Linked DNA regions of Homo sapiens: region 2 is linked to region 1. The links are chromatin contacts, found by Hi-C or POLR2A ChIA-PET in ENCODE. All regions are on one chromosome and are shown on one strand. The core of a region is the stretch at or near the end of the contact, and the rest is flanking DNA. Distances in the headings are between cores, read along the strand shown. Region 1 overlaps LINC02941 (long intergenic non-protein coding RNA 2941). Region 2 overlaps LINC02941 (long intergenic non-protein coding RNA 2941).

Region 1 (2,614 bases), core at 45-2,544:
TCCCTTCCCTCCCTCCCTCCCCCTTCCTTCCTTCCTTTCTTCCTTCCTTCCTTCCTTCCATCCTTCCCTCCCTCCCTTCCTTCGTTTCTTTCTTTTTTCTTTAATTCTAAGATTATACAGGATTGTGTAGGCTAAATAGAGCCCAGTCCTAACATCCAACTAGACCATGCCTCAGTCATCCTAATCCTAACAGAGGCTGCCCTGTGGTGTCTCTGTGATTGCTGCCCTAGGGCAGTCATACAGCAGCCAGGTATGGGAGTGAAAGTCTCCCCTTGAAAGCTAGCCTTCTGCCTTGAATCTATAACTGCTCAAATATCAGACTATATATTAATTAAGGGTAATATTTTCCCACAATTGTATCCCCAGTTAGGATTCTGTGAACATTCATTAGCTTATATGTTCCATGGTGAGAGACATCTCAAATGTATGACAGGTTTTATTCAACTGACCAGCTACCTCATTGAAGACAGGAACAAGTGATTGGTTCTCCTTTTCTTTGAATTCTCACCCTACTTACTCAGTCTCACATTATAGTTCTGACTCATCCTCAATAAACTTGCCATCTGATTGACAAATCACACTAAATTGTAGCACCGTCTCCCTCTTAAGCTTATATTCTAGAATAGAAGATACTAATGCAGACATTGACATTTATTAAAAAGGCAAAATGATGCATGTTGAAAATAATTTTCAGGAAGCTCAAAGCTAAATTTGATGCTCAGTTTCAGAAGCTATCTTTAGCCTATAAATTCTCTCTTGACCTAGCATAGCCCGTAATCACATTCATTTGCCCTTGCTTGAATAGTTTTAGCATATCTGTGTCTTTTATAAGCTGCCTCAAGTATTTTTGGAGAAAAGAAAGACTATAAATAACAAATGCAGTTTACCTCTAATAGAATACTGTAAGAGTTAAAATATCATAATTGCATTATTTACATGTAATGAATAAGGCACAGAACACATGTGGAAAAAAATAATGAATAAAGATGAAAGGTGGTTTTATAGCTCAAATCTATTTTGGGGAAACAGAGAGATGAGCAGCTTGATCATGTGAACTTAGAAAGGGCAGAACATCAAGGTTATCATCTTATCTGCTTGTGAAAATGATTGCACAATTTTTAGCAAGTGGTTCAGAGCAGGATCTATGTTCAATGACTCATCCAAGAGATGGCCCTTCCATTAACTCCCCAACTATAATACTAAGACATTCATTTAATTCTGACTCACATTGTTAAATGCCACACACTGAATCACCGATCCTACTACATAAAGCACCTGGCTCAAATGTCTCTATGAAATACTTATCCAGGCTGAAAATCTCCTCTTGGGCCTTGGAGACAGTAGTAACTGTGGTTACAGCTAGTTGCCTTGGAAGTCACATATGAGTTCAAGTTCATTGGCTCTCTGGATTCAAGATAAAGCCCAAATAGTCAATGGGTTTTATTTCTGCATGGTGCTTTATGATCCCACTTATACCTTTATTGTGTGCAATAAAAATTCTCAATAATCCCATTTCTGATAATTCTTGCTTTTAAAAATATTTCTCTTTTACTGTATGTTGTTTTCCTACTTGTGTTGTTTTCCACAGGAATGCTCTAAATATGGAAAAAAAATATGCTACAAGGGCCTTCAATTGAAATGCATTCTCTAACTGTCCAGATGTTCATTTCAATGCATGCATCATATAAATCTAAACTGATGAGAACGGTAATGGCCCAGCTCAGTCTGTTTTACTTGGTGAACTCTGAAACACAAATAATAAAAAATGAGCTTTTTAAAAAAAGTTATGAGTTTTACCAGCTCAAGAAAAGAAAACACCTTTTAAATTTTATTATTTTGATTTTGTGGACAATAAAGTTGAGTAGTCTTCTTACTATATAACAGACAAATATTACCTCTGTTTCAAAACCAGGTCCAAAAACTCCCTCTGTAATGAGGCTATGTTTGTAAAAAGACAAATAAAAATCCAAAGTAATCCCAGAACAAATATCAAAATATGACCGTAGTTTCTATTGCTTTTCTTTCTAAAGACTTTAAGAGATACTCTGTATCTTTACATTATCTTTTTACGCATCTCAAGTGTGGGCAGATGTGATTATTTGTATTTCTTCCACCTCTGAGAATTTACATGAAATTATACAAATGCCATATAATACAGCTTCATTTGCTATTTGATGTCCTTTGAGAGACTGGAAGAATACACTTCAAACAAGGCTCAGCATCGGTCCCTCATAGCACCCTTATTGTGGGGTTATCAAAAACAATCATTTCTTCTGATTAATAAATATGGCTAGGAATCCTCAGAGGTGGCTTCTATTTAATAGAAGGAAAGGGTGTCCCTGATGCTACATGATGTAGCTGGTCTTGCTGTAATTTCCACTCTGGGAGCCAGAGAGAGAGCAGCATCTATCTCCTCACTCTCACCCCTAGAGTGAGGCAACCTGAAAACCTGCAAATGTCCCTAGAGCAACCTTGCTCCTGGGCCTTCTGAACTCTATGCTGTCAATTGAGGTATAGTGCTGCATTGCTTATGTTTGACCCAGATCTTCCCCCAAAGTATAACATTTCCTGTAGGTGTGTTTGAATGAGGCTCTTAACCTTGCAAATGCAGCTG
Region 2 (2,614 bases), core at 43-2,542, 40 kb before region 1:
GTTACTAATAATCTCTCTTCTTAAAATAATGTGTTCAGTAAGCAAAGTTTTTTGGGGAGGTAGAATACTATTTCCTGAGAACTCAGCCTTAGTATCTATGTGTGTTCAGGTGTTTCTATATAACATTTCAATAGAAAAGTCAGATTCCTTTTGACCATAAAAAGTGCTTATCCTCAATAAAAAAAAAATAGTTGTCCTTTAATAGCTGGAATGTTTTAAATGTATTTTGCTGTATACCTTCTGTAACCTCTCAGCAGAATTTCATAAAAAGTTGAAATTGATGTTTTCCCCTATAAGTTGGTGAATTTCTTTAATTAGGTAAAAAAGAAGGAAAGCATTTGGAAACACTCATAAAAGAACTCCCAAACTAGTGAAAAATCAAGGCTGTCATAATTGACACAATGGAATAGACAAATGCTGGGTATTTAAAATACCTAGCAATACCAGGAAGACTGAAAAATCAAAGATCTAAAGCTCTCTCTTCTCCCTATTATTCAACAACATTAAACATTCCTTTAAATTCATATTAACATAGAAGATCCAGACAAACCAATAATTTGACAACTTGTAACAATTAATTAATTGTGTAGATTAAACCTAAAGCAAACCTTAAAATTAGACACGCTAAAAACATAGTTCGAAAGGTCACATGACTGGAGTTGCAAAGCCTGTTTTACTATGCTGCTGCTTCTTAGAAACAATTTATTGTGTACTGAGTCAACTTAGTAACATAAGATTTACAAATATGGAAGTATCTCAAACTGAAGTGTAGGTTTAATATCTGCCTATTGAAAATTTCTTTAAAAAATGAATTCGCTTGGGTTACTCTTACTCTTTGTTTTTTTAGCAGAGAATCAATTATTAAAATTTCATTCTTTCTATTTATGAAGTCGTTTTTATCCTTTCCTGAAAACAATATCCAACACTCATAAATTACTAGAACCCCTGAATATTTCCCAGAAAACAAAATGCAGTCTTTTCCTGAGTCACCTTGTACTTGTGCTGACAGATTGACTCACAGTCAGACTTGATGCTTTATGGTTTTTTGGCCAGACTTCCATCTGCACAACGGGTTGAGGTATAAGAATATCTCTGCCTTGGCCACTGTTGTTTTCAGCACAGCTTCACTTGTTCAGTGCCCTTTACTTAACCTTGATACAAAAAAAGAAGTCAAGCCTAGGCATTTGCCTTTTACCAAATAAAATTTTATTAAATATGTGCATTTGTGTCTGTGTGTGGAACTGGAATAGGCTAGGAGCAATGCCAAAAGGAAAAGTTGCAACACAAGTTTGAACAGCAAGTGTCTTTGACTTATTGCTGTGATTATACTAATTGCTCATCTACTTGGTGGGAGGTTGCAGGAAGCTGTTTTGAAGTAATCAAGCTGAGATGGGCCCTTCTATTTATAATAGTTCTGCAAATTCTTATACCCCAAAAAGACTTAATTGCATTTTTCTTCTTTTAAAAATAGATTCATTCTCCCTTCTTCTCACCATTTCCATTGCTTCAATCCAATAATAAATATTTGATAGCTTCTTAGTTATTACATGAATAAGCATAAATTATCCTTTATTTCATAGATCTGAACAGAAAGCCCTCAATATTCATTATTGGATTTGAAGTGCAATACAAACCTTCTACAAAATAACAATAATTCTTTAGGTAATCTCTTGTAGAGGGCAAATTTTATGCACATATCATTCTCGTGAAAGTAGTTCTGTGTTATGAGAAAAACAACGATGGCCTTTGCTCAAAGCTTCAATCCATATTTATTTAGTAAATATTTTATTGCTATGATTAGCATTGTTATATCACTGAATAGCATAGCATCAGCAGACATAAGTCTTTGTTAGCACCATATGTGGTCTTTTATACTTTATTTCAATTTATTCTGGGTAAGAATTTTTTAATAAAAATTCAAATGTTGATAAAAGACATTATTTTGGAACTCTTTAGGAGCATAGACATTTCATGTGCTACTTAATCCTTCTATGTGCAGTTCTCTTTTGCTATTTTATCCTGATAAACAAAGACTGCATCATGATCTGGTAAGAGCATGTAAAGAATCACTCAAACCCAAAGACCTCAACTGTGTTACTTCCTAATTCAATGGATTTGGATTTTTCTGAGCCATAGTTTACTTAGCAATATACACTGGACATTAATATCTATTTTAGAGTAGTTGTGAGATTAAGTAACTAGCAGCCATAACACATATGGCACAAAATAGAAACTAAAGTTTACAGTGACTTTCCTTTTCTTCAAAATACCCACAAAATTGTATTGCCTGTAATGCCTTTTAGTACTTTGGGCTTTAGGAACTATTTCTTATTCCTGTCTCTTGTTCATTCTCTTCTATCTTTAATTTCTCTTTAACTGTTAAGCAAGTATTAATATAACAAATGGTATGAAACCATTTTAAGAAAAGCCTACTTACAAATATGTAATTAGAAGTTCATAAATTAAGGTGTGATGAATTTCATAAAATGAGTCACAGAATTATTAAATACTGGACCTGAGAGAAACCTGAGAAATAGCTGGTCCAATCCTCTGGTTTTGCAGAAGAGGAAACCACAACCAGAGAAGTTAATTGATTTGCTTAGGGGCATATAGT

Evidence for each region. Hi-C counts contacts between places; a loop is a spot of excess contacts on that map. ChIA-PET counts read pairs that join two places held with the same protein, here RNA polymerase II (POLR2A). Pooled maps may share reads with other maps.
Region 2: a loop to region 1 is called in a pooled map, with 6 times the contacts of the local background. The contact joins two enhancer-like sites. A Hi-C loop is called at or near these places in 3 of 50 pooled maps. POLR2A ChIA-PET finds 5 or more read pairs at or near these places in 5 of 52 experiments (A673, BJ, MCF 10A and 2 more).

Annotation. Positions count from the first base shown.
Region 1 is chr6:140,042,116-140,044,729 of GRCh38, reverse strand. The region is part of intron 1 of LINC02941 (long intergenic non-protein coding RNA 2941); the gene reads right to left. All of the region lies in intron 2 of LOC107986652 (a long non-coding RNA gene), which reads left to right. Among named protein-coding and RNA genes, the nearest start is that of LINC02941, 67 kb to the right of the region's middle. Within about 2 kb of position 1,294, at least 8 of the 41 ENCODE cell types and tissues checked have a DNase peak (open chromatin) inside an H3K27ac peak, as active enhancers do; they include A673, where a contact is called at or near this core.
Region 2 is chr6:140,081,634-140,084,247 of GRCh38, reverse strand. All of the region lies in intron 1 of LINC02941 (long intergenic non-protein coding RNA 2941), which reads right to left. All of the region lies in intron 2 of LOC107986652 (a long non-coding RNA gene), which reads left to right. Among named protein-coding and RNA genes, the nearest start is that of LINC02941, 110 kb to the right of the region's middle. Within about 2 kb of position 1,292, at least 3 of the 41 ENCODE cell types and tissues checked have a DNase peak (open chromatin) inside an H3K27ac peak, as active enhancers do; they include A673, where a contact is called at or near this core.